Regions from separate parts of the Mus musculus genome. Here all the other regions are linked to region 2. The links are chromatin loops, found by intact Hi-C in ENCODE. Cell type or tissue: heart. All regions are shown on one strand. Region 1 has its middle 4.7 kb from the start of Gm32673. Region 2 overlaps Vwf (Von Willebrand factor). Region 3 holds the start of Gm26728 (a long non-coding RNA gene).

Region 1 (2,500 bases), 170 kb before region 2:
CAGAGAGAGGGAGAATAGAAGAGTAGAGGCTGGCCATGAGCACATGGAGAGATGGGGAAGGGAAGAACAAGGTAGCAAGAGAGGAACAAGGAGGGAGAAAGGGGCAAGCAGTGGGTCAGGCCTACCTGGCTATTGACAGGTAACTGTGGGGCGGAGCTTAGACAGAACGCTAACAGACCCCTTCCTGAAGTCCTCTCTCGCCCCAGAGATGCGGCATGGGGCGGTCGCATCAGGTTTGAAGCTCTTTTCTCCTGCAGGCAAGCTCAGTAATCCAGGCTCTTTGCTGTGTAGTTTATGCTGCTTTAGCATCTGCAATCCTGCCTCAGGCTACTCTGTGGTGGTGCGATCATAGGTTTCCCCGCTATGCCTACGACGGTTGTTTAGGACATCTGGGCTCCTTGCGTGTACAGGAGCTCAAACCGGTCATTGAATCTCAAGACAGTCACCCTCCTGGGCACTGAAAAGACAGTGTGTGGGAAACCAGAAACCACTCACCAGCCTCTCGCTTCCTAGGGGCCAGTGGGGTGGGTGGAGGGGGTGGGGCTAGGGAAGTGGGAGGTGCTTAGGTTTGTTATGGATGTCACTGCTACCCAAAGGGTGGGTTAGTGACTCATAGCTGCTGGAGCCTACAGGTGGGGTTGAGTGAGTCACTTTTATTCCTCAAGGGAGGGCCGAGGTGGGATGGAATGGAGGGGACCACGGAGTTGGAAAGAAATGAGGGATTTATATCTGAGAATTGGAGCTGTAAGACCTTGAGAAACGAACCTTCATTTCCTGTTAGCTGACCTGTCCGTGGGAAATGATCCCTACACTCCACATTATTGTGGAATTAAATGAAAGTGTTGCTTACACAACTGAGTGTGTACTGGGCATGGTGACTCACTCCTTTACCCAGCACTGTGATCTCTGTGAGTTCAAGGCCAGCCTGGTCTACAAAGCAAGTTCCATTTCAGCAGGGCTGTCACACAGAGAAACCCTGTCTCAAAAATAACAACAACAATAACATAAAAAAATCCACCATAAACCAAGAAACAAACTACAAATAGCGGTAGTGCCATCGCTTAAATCTTCATTTAGTTCCTGAAAACAGGCAGGGTAATAATATCTACTTCCTTTAGAGATTAAGGGCATTAAATAACGTATGCAAACTCTCTGCACAATGGTATTGGGTAAACGTTGTCCATTTTCATCAGCTGGGGGGGGGGGGTGTCACTGGTTTGTCAATGAATTCTCTGCTGTCTTAAGACCAAAAGGAGAAATGAGTCTGAGGGGTGACAATTAGGCTGCATTAGGTTGGGACCAGGCCAGCAATCCACTTGCGCCCGAATTGTGAGCCTACTAGGTGCTCACATGCTCATATTTGGTGTCACGCCTCCACAGAGGGCTCGAAAGAGATGAAAACCAACTGATAAGGAAGTGTTTGTGCTTGCCTCCTTCCTTTGAACCTCAAATTTATCTAAATAGAGATCTAACTTGGAACCAGGGTCCCAGGTTGCGCTTTCTGATGTGGCCTCCAGGGGGCGCATCCCCTTTGGGGCGCTCTGTGTGGCCGTGGAAGCTGCGGTGACTGTCGGAGGCAGGAGGATGAGTCAGCCTCCGAGGCTTCCGGCGTCCATTGGGTCCTGCTGCCCGCTCGGCCGCGCCCTGCCCGCGGGCTCCCGCCCGAGTCACCCTCTGGTATGGACCTGCAGCTCTGCAGGAGCTCAGGCCTTCCTTGCTGCCTGGGGGCAATATGGCCAGCCCTCTGGAGTGGTGGGCTTCCCGCGGGCGTGTGACCCCTCTCTCCACAGGGCCAGGGATTGCTTCCCTGCCCAAGTTCCAGGGCTTCAGGGCCCCGGGGCTGGCATGGGATGTGCTAGGACTGGGCAGCAGGAGGGACATCACGGAGGAAAATTTGCCACTATTCTCCACTTGGGGAGCCATGGAGCCTGGCCAGTTCCTCTGGATCCCCAAGAGTGTTCTCCCTCTGCTTAAAGTCAGAAAGAACAGACACCCCACCCCCACCCCCACCCCCCCACCCCCACCCCCGCGCTCCCATGCCCCTAGCCCTTTCCCTTGGCTTCTAGCTACAGATTTAGAACAGGGCTTGAGACTAGCTCAGCCAGTGTGGATGGTAAATTGGAAGATTTGGTTGATTCTGGGAGGGCCTCCCAATGAGTCACCATCCCTGGGAAGAGGTAACTCCCAGATGCCCAGGAGCTATCGGCCTCCCACTCAAGAGGAACTTGGAAGTAATGTCTAGCACAGAACACCTAACATTGTATATATATAGTAATGTCCATATTATTATATATGTATACTTTTAGATAGAAAGTTATAATTAAAATACATGAATCATATAGATCTCTGTGCATGTATACACATGTACTTTACAGGGCACCTCCTGTAAACTAGCTGTTGTCCCAGTGGCTCTACAGGAATTAATTATCTCAGACAGTTTTCACAGGACACTGGGGCATACGTACTATTATTGTTCCCATATGGTAGCTGAGGAAGTCTG
Region 2 (2,500 bases):
GGGCACCCCATACTCTGTGAGAAGGGAAGTGTGCTGTTGTTCAATGAGGCCCACACACTCTAGAGCTGAGGCTGCGTCCCGGCCTGATGGGGTTGTGGTAAGGTCACTCTGCATTTCCATGTCTCAGTGTGCCGATGACCCTGATGCTGTCTGCACCCGCTCGGTCAGTGTGCGGCTCTCTGCCCTGCACAACAGCCTGGTGAAACTGAAGCACGGGGGAGCAGTGGGCATCGATGGTCAGGATGTCCAGCTCCCCTTCCTGCAAGGTAAGCTCATGCCCACCTCCTCCGCACGGTACCAGCCTATGTCCCTGCCCGCCGAGGGTACCCAGTTCTTTCCTGGGAACCTGATGAAGATTTAGCTGGGACGGGTGGGGTGCTGGGTACTCTTGACTCTGGAAGAGAAGAGGCAGAGGTTGACCCAGTTGAGAGGCCAGGGTTGATAGACAAATTGTTAGCTCAAAGGATGTTACTTGGGCCAAGTGCCTCATGAGAAACACCTTCTTGCCTCGTGTCTTCACCCGTGTCACATGAACTGACTTTGGGGTGAACGACTTCCAGTCGTTACCTTTGAATCAGCTCTCAAATCTCTCTCCTCCACGACTCCTGGCCTCCTGTCGCCTGTAACCCTAACCTGGCACATAGCCGATGAGCACAGTGAATGTTCGCTGTGTTTACATGTGTGTTTATACCGAGTGTGACCCCCGGGAACTGATGTATTCCTCCAGGACAAGGTGGAAGCGCTCTCACATCTCTGCCTTTCTGCAGCAGCGGACTTTGCACATGGCGTCTTTCAGCTAGGAGGACTTCCAGTCTGGAAGCCAACAGGGGTCCAAGGCTTAGTGGTTGTCATAGACATTTTCCTTCAACTTAGGAGGAACGGGTTTATTTCCTCGGACACTTCCACCTCATAGTTTATCACTGAGCGCAGTCAAGGCAGGAACCGATGCAGGAACCTGGAGGCCGGAACTGGTGCAGGAGGAAGGCTGCTCGCTGGCTTGTTCTCCCAGGTTCCTGGCAGTTACTTTTCTTAGACCTGCCCAGGGCCACCTGCCCAGGGGTAGCACTGCCCCTCCCGTATCAATCAACAGTCAAGAGAATGTCACAGACATGCCTATGGGTCGATGGAAGCATCCTCTCTCGATTGAGGTTCCTTCCTCCCAGGTGACTCTAGTTGAAAACCAGAGAGGATTCCCTCACCGCCAGGATCTCAGGATGCTGGGGCTTTTGCTGCCCTCTGGTGCCCATAAGGGGAATTACACTTCATGGTAGCCCAGTGGCTTCTCTAGGAATTTATTTGCCTCTATCCACCCAGTTCATCCCTCCAGAGAGGTCTCCCTTACACCCCCTGCTCCCAACTCATGGACATTTATTTGATCTCCTCTCCTTGCTTGTCATTGCCATAATACTTCGAGACCTCACAAACACAACTTTGAAACCCACAACACACCAGTCACCCCTGTCACCTCCCTATCTGAACTGACGCCCTGGACTTATGGCTTCAAGGTGACCTCCGCATCCAGCACACAGTGATGGCTTCTGTACGCCTCAGCTATGCGGAGGACCTGCAGATGGACTGGGATGGCCGTGGGCGGCTACTGGTTAAGGTAGGTCCCTTTCTAAGCTACAGCCTCGCCGGAGCCTGACCCTTACAAAGTACCCCTTGTGCTATGGGCGAAATAGCTTTGTGTGGTAGGAGAAGAATTTCTTTCTCCTCACACTTTACACCCCCAGAGCAAGGAACAGGCCTCTCTGTGTGTGAGAAGCTGATGTTTGTTTTCTGGGGGCTCCCTGTTATTCCCGGGGTTACCCCCCCCCTGCGGCTTGGGTGCTGTGTTGATCTCCAGAATAGATGTCAGAGTCCCCTGTATGGCTTGCCTGCCAGTTTCTGAGCTGCAGTAAAGTCTTGGATCAGGGTGTGTCCCTGGGCACTCACTGTGGGGAGCAAGGGAGGGAAGAGCCAGATTGGGGTACCCAGCTCAAACCCAGTATCCTGCCCATATGTCTGAAGAAGGCCGTGGGGGAGGAGTCCTCCACATTCCTTACTGAGCCACTGGATGGATGCATATGTGGGTCGTGTCCTCTGGATGATTCTATAATCAGATGGGACGGTAACATGCACATTTCACTGGGCTTCCAGATCTGCTGCCTTGCAAAGTCCCTGGTAGGTAGGCAGACCAGGAACTGCCTCACTAGTGTTGCCTCATAGGGGAGACAGCCAGGGGACATGGGGAACCACCAGCAGCCCTCATCCTCAACACAATGAGGGTTAGTTCACTGGCTGGTACCCTCCTGTTGTTAGACCATGGTCCTCACTGTCGGGTGTCAGGATGTTGTTAGATTCTTAAAAATGGCTGAGGCGAGTCCCTGAGATCTTTAGTGAGATTATAGCTACTGATACTTGCCAGGCTAATGGCTAAATCAAAGCTGAGCATAGAGACATATCCCAGAGATGAGGAGGAAGGTGACAGGGGCTGGAGGCCAGCCTGGGCTACATGGTG
Region 3 (2,500 bases), 110 kb before region 2:
CTTCCGTGAAGGTGATGTCATCTCTGGAGGTGGAGGAGATCCCTCTGTTACTTCCATCCTTCCGGATGGGGAAGGAGCAGAAACAGAGGGTCAGAGTGCATGGAAGCAGGATCTGGCTGGCTCTCTCAATCTGGGCTTTCCTTTGCCGAGGCTAAAAACCATAAAAGACTTCGCTATGTGGGATCTGGGGGAATGGGTGTGCGGGATGGGGAAAGGCCAGACAGAGGCAACAGGATCAAGGCCAGTTGGCTGTATAACAAAGCCTTCAACAAACAAACAAACAAACAACGAATGGGAGAGGCACATTCCAGGCCCGGCTCAAGGCTGGCCACCACATTATAGCCTGAAACACTTCTAATCACCTGCCATTCAGACATTAGGAAGATGTTTTCTTTCTCAATTCTTTTCTTTCTCTTTTGGAGGGAGTGGAGGGATAGACATGGAGATCTGAGAGAAATTTGGGAACCACCAAAATAGGCTTGTGAGGTCTGGCTCTGAGGTTGTCGGAAAACAGACCGATTGCTGGCTTGGTTGTGGGCAGGAGACACCCAACTTCAGAAAGGCAGGCTGGGCAGGCTCAGCTGTCACAGAGCATGTCCCACAGGGGACATGCTCGGGCCTAGGAGAAAGACAGATTCCCCTTTGCCGGTCCTCCCTCTCTTCCACTGTCCCAGGGCGACTACGAGAGGCTGGCTTCTCTTTGGATTCCTGCCATCCAGCCGCTCAGTATCCTCTACAGACAAAGGTGGCCTCTGCTTTCCAAAGCCCACACCAGGCACCAAATGTCAAGTTCATAAATCACTGGTCTCAAGAGATTGAAGAGGTGACATCATAATGATCCCAAGGGTTCCCCCGAGAGAGATCACCGCCTGTAGTAAAAGATATTTTGAGGAGTTTCCTCTCAGCCTTCCTTTGCTCCTGCCCAATACTAACTACCTCACTTGATAATACCCTATCACTTGACCCTGCCTTTAGCACTTAACCTATCATGGGCAAGATTTCTGGTCAAAATGGGAATAATGTTTCTTTCTCTGGTTATATCATGGAGCTTGGGGAGGCCTTTGGAGACTGTAAAATACTTAGCACAGAGATTGTAACAGGACTGTCCCTATTAGAGCCCAGGGTAGGGCAGGTAACAATAATTAACATAGTAAACCGCCCACCTCCCTAATGGTAAGAGACAGGAGAGTAAAGAGAGCAAACAAGGGGCCCAGAGGTTACAGTACTAACTCGGCTTGCGATCTTGGGCACCCTGGTTCCTCACGGTGGACACGAGAGCTAGCACCTCCAGCTGGTGCATAATCTCCAATGCAGTTCCCAACCCCAAAGTCAAACCCTTCTAGAGTGAGACTGTCCTGCTTCAGGAGGCAGAGTCAGCCAGCAGCAACTTGTCAGGGTTCTGGATAGGAGCGGAAGTGGCAGCAGGAGACAAGATGGGCAGACTGTAGGCCAGCAGGCAACAGAATGAGAAGACATAGGGTGGCCATGGGCACCTCCTCTCAGCCCCTTACATACATATGCCATGGGGGGCAGATGGGAGATGTAGGCAACTATGTGGTTTCCCCTTAGCACCAAACTTTCACACCATCTATGCAGGCGTCTGGGGACTGACCGACAGACTAGCAGGGAAGAGACTAAAAGGTAGAGGGAGGAAAACTCCCCAAAGGACAGGGCGGGGTTGGGTGGGGCCAGCTGCCTTCAGACTTTGTTTTGTAACAAAGCGCTCAAGCTGATGAGTGGACCAAGCCAAGCCTGGGAGCTGGCTGCCTGTCTGCAGAACTGGGGAAACACAAGCAGGGAATGTCCTCTGACATCCTCTTAAGTTGTATGGGTGTGGTGGCTCCTAGAAACCCAGGGCAGTCTCTGCAGGTTGTGCAACACTTCCAAGCAACCCTGGAGAGTATTAAACCTTACAGTTGCTGGAAGATGGTGAGCATCCCGGTGGCCAGCTCCAAAGGGAATAGTGGACTTTTTAGTTGTTGTTGTTCAAAGTCTCTGGTGGCACAGGAGTTGCCTAGTTAAGCTCTTTCCTGATTGCCTGGGAGCAAATTCCGTCCATTTGTGTTTGGGAGTGTGCCCTCTCAGAATCAGGACAAAAGGGTCTTCCGTGTATTTCCTTGCTTCTGTCCCTGAGTTTTGGGAGAGTGGACACTCTCTTGTTGCCCTACCCAGAGGCCCATCTGTAGAGTCTACTAGCACCTGCCTCTGGACCCTCTGCAGGTGAACGGCCATTCCCCTTGGCCCCACCTGGACATTTTTAGAGCGAGGCTTCAAGCCCGCAGTACCTGATTACCTGGGAAATGCAGAAACACCGGATTTATCCCATCTAGAGGCGCCAATAGGCACCTTCCCCGCCTTCTTTTCTCTTAACTCTCCCAGAGTTCTCTACAGCCAAGATAGTTATCGCTCTTGAAAAAGAATCAAGACAATCTAGTCTTTCAGGTAGCTTAGAGAGAGGCATGGACGTTTTCAGTTGAGAGTTCAGGTCCTAAACAAGGAA

The links. Hi-C counts contacts between places; a loop is a spot of excess contacts. Peaks named below come from ENCODE experiments on the same cell type or tissue, not always from the same donor. Only the 100,000 strongest peaks of a DNase experiment are listed, where the experiment ranks them.
Region 1: a loop joins it to region 2, with 5 times the contacts of the local background. A loop is called at or near these places in 39 of 42 quality-filtered maps.
Region 3: a loop joins it to region 2, with 3 times the contacts of the local background. A loop is called at or near these places in 29 of 42 quality-filtered maps.

Annotation. Positions count from the first base shown.
Region 1 is chr6:125,424,989-125,427,488 of GRCm38, forward strand. No RefSeq gene overlaps it. Among named protein-coding and RNA genes, the nearest start is that of Gm32673, 4.7 kb to the right of the region's middle. In heart, CTCF peaks have their summits at 1,526 (motif pointing right) and 1,760; a DNase peak (open chromatin) is centred at 1,603; H3K4me3 peaks cover 802 bases; H3K27ac peaks cover 810 bases.
Region 2 is chr6:125,599,125-125,601,624 of GRCm38, forward strand. Vwf (Von Willebrand factor) reads left to right here. Exons shown (of 52, transcript NM_011708.4): 12 at 128-266; 13 at 1,506-1,606. Among named protein-coding and RNA genes, the nearest start is that of Vwf, 47 kb to the left of the region's middle. In heart, a CTCF peak has its summit at 1,237 (motif pointing left); a DNase peak (open chromatin) is centred at 1,237; H3K27me3 peaks cover 1,296 bases.
Region 3 is chr6:125,491,557-125,494,056 of GRCm38, forward strand. All of the region lies in intron 1 of Cd9 (CD9 antigen), which reads right to left. It overlaps Gm26728 (a long non-coding RNA gene), which reads left to right and starts at 1,877. Exons shown (of 6, transcript XR_869432.2): 1 at 1,877-1,929. In heart, a CTCF peak has its summit at 1,276; DNase peaks (open chromatin) are centred at 55, 635 and 1,745; H3K4me3 peaks cover 1,129 bases; H3K27ac peaks cover 658 bases; H3K27me3 peaks cover 1,512 bases.